2 separate regions of the Homo sapiens genome follow, and region 1 is linked to region 2. Evidence: chromatin contacts called from ENCODE Hi-C or POLR2A ChIA-PET data. All regions are on one chromosome and are shown on one strand. Each heading gives the region's core, a stretch centred on a gene start or an enhancer-like site at or near the end of the contact. The rest is flanking DNA. Distances are from core to core; before and after follow the strand shown.

What was found. Hi-C counts contacts between places; a loop is a spot of excess contacts on that map. ChIA-PET counts read pairs that join two places held with the same protein, here RNA polymerase II (POLR2A). Pooled maps may share reads with other maps.
Region 1: a loop to region 2 is called in a pooled map, with 2.4 times the contacts of the local background. The contact joins two enhancer-like sites. A Hi-C loop is called at or near these places in 4 of 37 single-sample maps with no recorded cell type and 4 of 50 pooled maps. POLR2A ChIA-PET finds 5 or more read pairs at or near these places in 3 of 52 experiments (GM12878, Panc1 and WTC11).

The regions. Positions count from the first base shown.
Region 1 is chr17:72,370,978-72,376,657 of GRCh38, forward strand. No RefSeq gene overlaps it. Among named protein-coding and RNA genes, the nearest start is that of LINC02003, 31 kb to the left of the region's middle. Within about 2 kb of position 3,559, at least 2 of the 41 ENCODE cell types and tissues checked have a DNase peak (open chromatin) inside an H3K27ac peak, as active enhancers do.
Region 2 is chr17:72,499,421-72,504,855 of GRCh38, forward strand. The region is part of intron 1 of LINC00673 (long intergenic non-protein coding RNA 673); the gene reads right to left. Among named protein-coding and RNA genes, the nearest start is that of LINC00673, 91 kb to the right of the region's middle. Within about 2 kb of position 2,076, at least 12 of the 41 ENCODE cell types and tissues checked have a DNase peak (open chromatin) inside an H3K27ac peak, as active enhancers do.

The DNA.
Region 1 (5,680 bases), core at 2,309-4,808, 130 kb before region 2:
GGCCCCAAATTGCCCAAGCTCTTGACTCCAAAATAGTGTTTGTATGTCTAAGACCTGGTAACTTAAACTATGCTTCTCATTTTTGCCCTTTAAAGTAGACCGGGAGGCTGAGTCATGGCTAGCTGAGTTGGAAGGTGTGGCCACCCACCCATCCGCTCCTCCCACCCACAACCAGTCCTGCCCTCCTGAGCTCCGGACAGGGTGGGCCAAGGGCTGTGTAGACAGACTAAGCCCCCTTCTCCCCTTCTCTCCAGACATAGAAACTGGGTCTTGGTGCTGCCATGCGGCTTCTGGACCCTCCCCCAGTTTGGGGCGTCTCAAGGAGGGGCGTCTCATGGAGGGGCATCCCGAAGTATCTCTTAGAGCCAGACTGTGGCATACTCTACCCACCGGACGCTTCCCAGCACAGGGAAGCCTCCCAGACACCTGAGACCCATGCAGCAAACACAGGACTCTGCCTGCTAGATGGGGAGCATCTTGAGGACATTCAGAGGACCTGGTTCATCTCTAAAATGCCGTGTCCACCGAGGTGACCGTTCACCATGACCTCTCCACATATCTATTCAGCAGACATTTGTCCATCCCCTCCCCCGACCCACATCATCCTCTCCCCACCAGCCAAGGGCTGTTTTTGGCACCTGGGACAGAGTCTGTGCCTTTAAGAAGCTCATGGTCTGGTGGGCTAGACAGTCAAGAAAACAATTACCATTCAAACTGATTCATACGATTAGGGAAAGCACAGGGTAAAACTGTAAACCCAGAGGGGGAAAAAAAGTAAAAGACACATAAAATCCAGCCTGGGTTTATATGTGTTTAACTCGTATAGCCCATCCACTCCTTCCACCCACAGCCATTCCTGCCCTCCTGAGTTCTAGCCAAACTAAGACCCCTCCGATCCACACATTAGAAAGGAGGTGATGTGGGAACAGAATCTTAAAACCTGGCTCACATCCTGTGTCCAACCGGGGCTCTGCTGGGTCAGTTTGGGTCAGCCCAAGGGACAGAAACTCTTGTCCAAGTTCATTAGGTGCAGTAGGAGTACTACAAGGCTCCTAGGAGTACTACAAGGGCCTCCAGAGACCCCATTCCCAAGTAAGTGGCTTTCTCCTGGGGCTGGGGGTGTGGGTAGGGGTGAAGGTTTCCCTAGAACCAGTGAGCAGGGAGAATTCTGATGAGAGTCTTCCTCACTGAAGGCAAGGTGATGGCTGGAAGGGTGAACCCCAGAGGCAGGCCGCTCGGGACACAGTGGCCTTCAGCGGGCAGGGGCATGAGGACAAGCAAGTAAGCCACCAAAGGGCAGCTCTCCAGGCCTGCAAAGAGCGAGATGCCGACTCGGCTTGGCGACCTTCCCAGGGGATGAGACAGTGCAAACCTCAAGGCCTGTGGTGTTATTCCAGACGCCAGGCTGAGCTTCCCTCCACCATCACATTAAGGCTCAGCTGTGCCCAGAGAATGTGTCTGCACACGGCGAAGGGCCACCTCCCAGCCCCAGCCAGCCACCCAGGAGCAACAGGCTTGACTTTCAACCTGATCCTGTGACTAAATGCAGGCCCAGGCCAGACTTCTCCCAGGGGAAGACCAGACATAACTTGGTCACTTGGCTCCAAAGGAGTCCTGTGGAATACGGTCTTATGAAAGAGGGTCTGTGATAACCGCCTGGGGGTGCGTGGATGCAAAGCACAGAATTTCTTGGTGGGAGCGGGAGGATCTGCAGGACATGAGACAATTTACTCCTTGCTTGTTACATGTGGCAGATGCTTTACCAGGTACTTCCCATGGTTTAGTTCAGATCCTCTGAATCACACTGAAAAGTATGATTTGTTCTCAGTTTTCAGATGGAGGAAACGAGACCTGGAGAGGCTCAGTCACCTGCCTAAGGCCACCCAGCCCAAGTGATAGCACTGAGTTCAGAGGCTGGTGTGTCTGACCCCAGCATCCCTGCTCTCCTGAGACATAATCTGGCCTGAATGAAAGCACCTCTTCCAACTTACTCCATTTCAATTAGATAGAAAAGCTTTTCCAGCCAGGAACAGTGGCTCATGCCTGTAATCCCAGCACTTTGGGAGGCCAAGGCAGGCAGATCACGAGGTCAAGAGATCGAGAACATCCTGGCCAACATGGTAAAACCCCATCTCTAGTAAAAATACAAAAATTAGCTGGGTGTGGTGGCACACACCTGTAGTCCCAGCTACTTGGGAGGCTGAGGCAGAAGAATTGCTTGAACCTGGGAGGTGAAGGTTGCAGTGAGCTGAGATAGTGCCACTGCACTCCAGTCTGGCAACACAGTGAGACTCTGTCTCAAAAAAAAAAAAAAGAAAGAAAAGAAAAGAAAAAGAAAAAAAAGGAAAGCTTTTCCAATTATCCTAGGGACAGAGCTTGAGAGAGGACAGGGACAGGAAGCTGAGAGCTGGGACAAGGCTCTTCAATGCAGTCAGTTCAGCTCAGCCATGGGACACCATGCTTGGGGTATGGGGAGGATGATGGAGGGCCCACAAGAAGAAGAAAGTGGTACCTGGAGAGTGGGCTCCTGATATGGTTTGGCTCTGTGTCCCCACCCAAATCTCATCTTGAGTTGTAATTTCCAGGTGTTGAGGGAGATACCTGGTTCAAGGTGATTGAATCACAGGGGTGGTTTCCCCTGTACTGTTCTTGTGATAGTGACTTCTTACAAGAGCTGATGGTTTTAAAAGGGGCTCTTCCCCCCTCACTCTCTTCTCTCTCCTGCTGCCATGTAAAGAAGGTCCTTGCTTCCCCTTCCGCCATGACTGTAAGTTTCCTGAGGCCTCCCCAGCCATGTGGAACGGTGAGTCAATTAAACCTCTTTCCTTTATAAATTACCCAGTCTCAGGTATTTCTTTATAGCAGTGTGAAAATAAACTAATACAGCTCCCTATCTCAGCCAGCTGTCTTCACCAGAACCTCCTTTCTGAGATGCAGAGAGGACCTCCCAGGGGGCAGGCACCTTTGTGCACCCAACTAAAGCCTCTGGCCCCCAGGTTCCATATCCCACATCCTGCCAGCTCCTGGGAGCCAGGCAGCAGCCTCTCCACCCCCCTTGGAGGTGGCTGGGAACACTGGTGCCTGGCTCAGGGAGGCTCCTGGAAGCCCTGGTTATGGCTCACTGCACTCAGCCGTCGGATTAAAGGGGCTCAGAGTGAGGACAGCCTGCACGGCTGGGCCTGCTGGGCTCCCCTGGAGCAAAGCCAGGCAGCCCTTCCTTCCTCTGGGCTGGCCGGTGGGGCACCAGGCAGCTTGAAGGAGCTGTGGACAGAAAACAGAAGCTGAGTTGGCCTCAACCTTTCCATCCAGCTGCCACATAGGGCAGGGCTCCTCGGGAGCTGGAGGTGGCCTTTCCCAGGGGTTGGAGCCCCTGGATGGGGTGTTCTGGCCCAGCCCACTGGGGTGTTGCCCTGCTTGGCGGACAGCGTCCCACCCGGGTCTTGTTTAGAGTGAATCACTTGGAAAGAGACCTGTAACTGTATCCTGCAGGAAATCACAGGCTGGAAGCCAGAAAGAAACCAGGTCAAGCTTCATGGAATCAGGCCACCAGGAAGAAAGGCAAGGAGCCCAACATTTATGGAGTGTCTTCTCCATGCTGGGCACACTCAGCAAATGCAATGTGGCCCTTGTCCAGGGAGGTCGGGCTGAACCTCGTTTTGCAAATGGACCAAGACGATAAGTGATTTGGGGGCGGTTTAAATAAGCAGCAGGTGGCATAGCTGGGATGCAAACCCAGGTGTGCCTCACTCAAAGATCGATCAGTACACCACCAGTCACACCCAAGTCCACCCATTAATAATGCGGAGGTGGCCTCTCCTCACCGGCACCCTCCTCCAAACCCCAACTTAGGAGCATAGCAGCAGAGAGCATGGAAGCTCTTGGAGGCCCCTCGCTATATAAGGTGGTGTAGTCTGGGGGTCAAAAGCATGCAACCCAGCTTTGAGTCCTGTCTCTGCACCTATGAGCTGTGTGACACTGGGCAAGTGTCTGAAATGAGGGATTCTGCATAATGTTTAGGAACATAGCAAGTGTTTCGCATATTTAGCTATTATTATTATCATCAGTATGGATATTGAATCTCAAAGACCCAGCTGGTGGCACCAGGCCTTCCCTTACCAAATCCCCTCCCTCTAAACCCCAACCAAGGAGCAGGTTTCCCAGCAGGTTGCAGATCCCTCAGGACAGCTCTGCAGAGGGAGTGAGACCAGCAAGAGAGGAGGGGCTCAGTGATTGAAAATAAACACTCCTCAGCAGACCACCCACTTCATCTCCCACCCCTCCCACTGTGAGCGGAGCAGCGGGGAGAGAACACAGATTCCTCCACCTAAGTTGAGTCAAGGCAAGCATGTTTCTCTTTTTCAGAGGAGAGGAGACCACGTGAAGTCAAACACAAGCACCCCAAACTACCTCCTTGCCCCATCTCTCAGGTGCAGCCCCACCTGATGCACCTGGGGAGGAGTTAAGAGCTGGGAAACAGATCATCACAGGCTGGGAAGCCAGAGGTGGGCACGGAGCACACAGAGGGGTTCTCCATGCAAAGACACATGCACACTCCTGTCCAATGGCTCCTCAGCTCAAATGCCCTGGCCTGTGGGTGAACCACGCCACCATCTGAACTTCCCCCCAGGACAGGGCCCACATGGCCTGGGGGACTCTAAAAAAGAACTTGGCATCAGATCCTCTTCAGGTCCCTAGAGACTGGACCCTTCTTATAGCTCCTGCCTGCGTCGCACCCAGACCATCTTGGGATGTTGAAAGTCCACTGTATTTGGAAAGACAACAGCACCTTTTCCTCTTTAATCCCCCACTGGCCTCGGTCAGAATGCAGAGTTTTTGCAGGTCTCTCAGTTTTTGTTTTGTTTTTGTTTTTGTTTTGAGATGGAGTCTTGCTCTGTCGCCCAGGCCAAAGTGCAGAGGTGCGATCTCGGCTCACTGCAATCTCTGCCTCCCAGGTTCGAGCAATTCTCCTGCCTCAGCCTCCCGAGTAGCTGGGATTACAGGCACGAATCACCACACCTGGCTTATTTTTGTATTTTTAGTAGAGACAGGGTTTCACCATGTTGGCCAGGCTGGTCTCGAACTCCTGACTTCAGGTGATCCGCCTACCTTGGCCTCCTAAAGTGCTGGGATTACAGGCGTGAGCCACCGTGCCCAGCTAGGTATCTCAGTTTTAATACTGAACCCACTCTCCCTCCATGGAAGCGTCTGTCTGCGTACTCTGAAGACCCCATGTTGCAGCCATGATTCCTGCCCCCTCTTAGATGTTCGTAACACGGTGGTCTCGGAACACCCCCTCTCCAGCAGCTCCCAACCAACACCCATGGGTGCCATCCAGGCAGCAAGCTCCACTCAAGCTGGGGCTCACCAGAACGAGTTTGCATCCAATTCTCAAGCCTCAACTCTTCAGCTTTGTTTCCACCCTTCACCACTCCCCACAGCATGCAAATAATACCGCATTTTATATGGAAAACACTAAAATAAGATCACACCTTTTAAAAGATATTTCCACCTCGCAGCCTGAAATCAGACTTCACCTTTCTCCCATTCCTCACAACCACCAGGCCAGCCCCCTCCCCTCACACACGCGCATGCACACACACACACGCACTCACACACTCACACACACCCGTTTCACTACCAGACTTCCCTAAGCCACTTTAATTGAAAAGGCATGATTTAG
Region 2 (5,435 bases), core at 826-3,325:
CTGGAGTGCAATGGCACAATCTCAGCTCACCACAACCACTGCCTACCAGGTTCAAGTGATTCTCCTGCCTCAGCCTCCTGAGTAGCTGGGATTACAGGCATGCATCACCACACCCGGATACTTTTTGTATTTTTGTAGAGACGGAGTTTCACCATGTTGGCCAGGCTGGTCTTGAACTCCTGACTTCAGGTGATCCGCCTGCCTCAGCCTCCCAAAGTCCTGGAATTACAGGCATGAGCCACCACGCCCAGCCTCGTATCATATGATTTAAACTTCGCTACAACTCCATCTAGTAAGTGCTATCATAAGTCCAAATTTATAGAGGGGAAACCAAGGCACAAAGCAGCTAAATAACTTGGCAAAAGTCACATCCCTACTAAGGGGCTGAGAAAGGGTCAGAAGCCAGTTCGTTTAGCTCCAAAATCCACCTGTTAACCACTATGTTCTCGACCTCTTATCTAAAGTGAAGATAAGCTCCCTGGAAAATCCCAAGAGTAAACTGATTGACAGGAACAGTGTTTCTCAAAGCAGAAGCCGGCAGGCGCGGTGGCTCACGCCTGCAATCCCAGCACTTTGGGAGGCCGAGGCGGGCGGATCACGAGGTCAGAAGATTGAGACCATCCTGGCTAACACGGTGAAACCCGATCTCTACTAAAAATACAAAAAAATTAGCTGGGTGTGGTGGCAGGCACCTGTAGTCCCAGCTACTTGGGAGGCTGAGGCAGGAGAATGGCGTGAACCTGGGAGGCAGAGCTTGCGGTGAGCTGAGATCGCGCCACTGCACTCCAGCCTGGGTGACAGAGCGAGACTCCATCTCAAAAAAATAAATAAATAAATAATCAGAAGCCACACACCACCAGCCCTACAGAACATTAACGCTCACTCCTCGGTGGGGGGAAATGGTAGGAGATGATCTCAGTCAAATTTGGGAACAGAGCTAAACACCTCATGTTCTTACTCATGTGGAAGCTGAAAAAGTAGATCTCATAGGAAGTAAAGAGTAGAACAGAGGTTATTCAAGGCTGGAAAGGGCAGGGGGAAAAGAAGGATGGGGAGAGATTTGTTAAAGGCTATAAAATTATAGATGGACAGGAGAAATACGTTCTAGTGTTCTATACCACTGTAGGATGACTACAGTTAACAATGATATATATTTTGAAATAGCTACAAGAGAGAACATTGAATGTTCCCAACACAGAGAAAGGATAAACGTTTGAGATCATGGATATGCTAATTACCCTGATCTGATCAATATACATTGTATATATCAAAACAACACTAGGTATCCCATACATTTATCTACAATTATTATGTGTCCATTTAAAAATAAATAAATAAGGGCCAGGCGCATTGGCTCACACCTGTAATCCCAGCACTTTGGGAGGCCAAGATAGGTGGATCACTTGAGGTCAGGAGTTTGAGACCAGTCTGGCCAACATGGCAAAACCACATCTCTACTAAAAATACAAAAAAAAAAAAAAAAATTGCCAGGCATGGTGGTGCACACCTGTAATCCCAGCTACTTGGGAGGCTGAGGCAGGAGAATCACTTGAACCCAGGAGGCAGAGGTTGCAGTGAGCCAAGATCATGCCACTGCACTCCAGCCTGGGTGACAGTGTGAGACTCCATCTCAAAGAAAAAAGAAAAAAAGAAAGAAAGAAATAAAAATATAAATAAATAAATAAATAAATGTTAAATGTGGGAAACACTGAGTTAAACCAAACTAGATGGATTCTTCCTATGGAACTTCTCACAGACTTCACCAGCAAGCATAAGCAAATCAATTTCCAAGGGGTGGGGGGTACATTTTGTAACATTCTCCAAATGTACTGGTCTGCAGAATCCCTTTGTCCAAAAGCATCTCAAGACATCATGAGGATGCCAGGAAACTAACTGCCTGTGGGATACGTGGGCCCAAGGCAGTGCTTCTCAAACTTTAATGTACACACACAATACCTGGGACCCTTGTTAAAATGCAGATTCCAATGCCGTAGGTCTGGCTGGGGCTAGAGAGTCTGCATTTCTAGCAAGAGATGCTGGTGTTGCATCACCCTCAGCATGGCAGGGACCTGCAGGACAGCTCTGGCTAGCTCTGGCCCCGCCACCTCCCCAGGCAAGCCTTCTCCCAGCTCAGCACCCCCAGGAGAACAGCCCTTACGCAAACTTCCAGGGCGGTCTGGCCTCTGCTTACCTCCTCAACCCTGGAACTATTCCACAGAGTGCAAGTTTCATCGCAGGCCCCTAGGGAATCCAGACCCTTCTAGAGATCTATCCCTGGGTCCCTACCCCAACCCTTCTCTCTGTCTTCCACGAGCCACACCCCTCCCTGCCCTTGCCTCAGAAAGCCCTCATTCTGAAGGTCAGGTCCACTTAGCGGTCAGCCTCGCTCCCCAGCCGCCCAAGGTGGCTGGGATCAGTGGTGAGGAAGGGAGAGGAGGTGAAAGGAGGATAAGCAGAGAGCAAGGAGGCCCCGTGAGGTCTTGTGACCGACTGGGCCTCCTGGTGCCGCCGAGGTGGCAGTGCCAAAGCGCAGTGCTGGAATACTTGGCCTGTCTCCGGAGCAAACACCCAATCCAAACAGGCCCTAGTGTGTCTCCGAACAGACTGTGTAAATAACGGGGGGAGGAAAAAAAAACCCCAACTGGCCACAGATCCCGCTTTCAAACACATTGAAACAAAATAATCCCTCTCTCCCTCACTCGCTCACTCCCCACTGCTTGCTCTTTTTTTTTTTTTTTTTTTTAAATTTCCACCGGTGCCGAGGCCTCAGTGGAGCCTGGCTGGCGGCTTGTTAGAGCCTGCAGCCTACCTGTCCTGCATAGGAATGAAGCCGGGAGGAGTTACATGATATGCCCTCGTTGCAGGCCGGGGACACAGCTACCGCATTCAGAGACCAGGAAACAGAGCAAAAGCTGTTCTCAGAGTGCGGCTGAGCGAGGAGCTACAGGGGAATGGAGGGGGCCAAGCTGCATGGAAGATTGTCCCATTAACCTGGCTTTTTACCAGGGTGGTCCTCTCCCTAACCCCTAAGAATCACACCCTGCATCCAAACGGCAGCAACCCCAGAAAACGGGCTAAGAACTCCCCCGAACAGAGCTAGATCTAGAAAGCCCAGCACAGGGAGCTGAGCCTGAGCAGCCTCTCTCCAAGGGTGGCTCTGAACTCCACATGTGTGTACAGACAAGGGGGCGACTGGCATGTGGTTTGTTTCTGGTCTTGTAGTCGGTTTGGAATTTTCTAAGTCAGGGTGGGGTGGGGGGACTGTGCACGAGTCATGTGCAGACTGGAACCCATCTCCCCCTCGGTCTGCAAGTTAAAACAATTGGGTTGTCCTTCTCAGCATCTGCCAATGTCTCTTACTCAATCTTGGATCAAAAGGGCGTTGGAGGAGGAGGCTGGGAGGGAAATCCAGACAGTTCTCCGCCTCTGACATCAGGTCCAGCTGTTAGCATCGTGCTGTGGGTCCCTGAACAAGAAGCAAAGTCAGGACTGGTTTGGCCAGGTAGGTGAGGATCCAGTGTTGGGTGATTCTGATCCATGCAGCCCTTAGAGGCGACACAGACGTGAACTGGACATTCTAGGAAGAAAGAGCCGACTGCCGGGTGACCTGTCTAGTTCACATCCACTCACCATTTCCCTCCTCGTTCCTATTCTTAGAAATAAGACTCTGACGCTCTCTTTTATACAGGCTAGTCCCCTATAGGCATGTCATGGTGATTATTTGCAATCCTCCTGACTTTCCTAAGAAGAGATCAGACTTAGCAGGGTTAGTCCTCATAGCCCGAGGCTGGACAGGAAGAGAACTCCATATCCTATGTCCAAGAATATCATCAAATCCTTATGAAGCACCAGTTGTTGTGACGCAATTTTAAAAGACTGGTTCAAAGTGCCTGTCTGAGACTAAGCAGATCTGTGGGTCGAGCCAATGCCACACCCATTGTGGTCTTTAAGCTTCTTTTCCAAATTAAAAAACAAAACAAAACAAAAAAAAACACCTCTTACACATTAATCTCCATTTAACATAGAGTGTCCATGGGGTATACAGTTATGGACTTGGCACTGTATCCAGCAGAGAGCCCAGAGAAATCAAACAATATGATCTTGGCTTTTAAGGATTTATACCTTTGCTGGAAAAGACCCAATTTACCCACCAAAGTTCAATGCCTTTCATTTCTTCAGATCGTACATGTCTGTAACTAAAAGCTCCCCCTTCCTTGAGCAGTCATTACGTACCAGGCACTATACTAAGGGCTTTCTAGGCAGAGGCTCTCACTTCTACAACCACCTTGTACAGTGCAAACCACTACTATCCCATTGCACAGATGGGCACATGGAGGCCTAGGGGACAAGCAACATGACCAGGTCCTACAGCTGCCAAGTGACAGCGTGCAGACCTTGATTCAGGGTGCATGTCATTCCCTTGTGTCTCTTGCAGCACTTACCACCTTCTTTCTACCCGGCAATCAAGCTCGTATTCACCTTCTATCTCTATCAGAGCTCCTAAAGTGCTCTGAGTGCCTTCCTTAGCACCGTATAACCTTGAGACAACGTTTATTGAATAAATGACTTGTAAGAGAGAAAAAGGGAAATTCTACTTATCCCTTTGTTCAAATATTTATTGAGCACCTACTATACGTCTCTCACTCTGCTGGACATGGGACCCAGGTGGTCAATCAGAGGTCCTGGCCTCATGGGCCAAGTCTGGTGAGGCTGATTCCAGAATCACAGAAACAAGTTGCACCCATACCAAGCCCTGCAAAGCACTCACGTGCTCCCTTCAGAACCAGGCAGTGGGGACATGACCGTGAAAGTAGTAGGCTCTGCCATGGAGTTGGGTATCCTCTGAGGGGAGAACAGATCCACAAGAGAGGGAAAAACATGGAATTAAAAATCTCTAATAGTCTAAGGGAAAGGGGGGTTTCTAAAGTCCTCAAGAGGTCAAACTAGCTGGGCGCAGTGGCTCACACCTGTAATCCCAGCACCTGGGGAGGCCAAACCTGGACAACATAGGAAAAAGAAACCTCTACAAAAAATAAAATAAAATAAAATAAAATAATGAGCCAGGCATGGTGGCGCATGTCAGTGGTCCCAGCTACTCACAAGGATGAGACGGGAGGATCATTTGAGCCTAGGAGGTCAGGGCTGCAGTGAGCTATGATCATACCACTGCCCTCCAGCCTGGGGAGCAAGACCCTGACCCCCCTCCTCCCCACCAAAAAAAAAAAAAAAAAAAAAAAAAAACAAGAAGTCAAACTGAGCTAACTTGGCACAGTACATCCTACTTTATGTGAGAATTCCTCTCCTGCCATTTTATGTGACTCTTGGTCTCAGCAGTGACAGAGGTAACACACATAAAATAAGGTAAGGACACAGTGAGATACCACTACACACCCACCAGAATGACTGCAATTTTACAAAGTGTCAGCACCTCCACC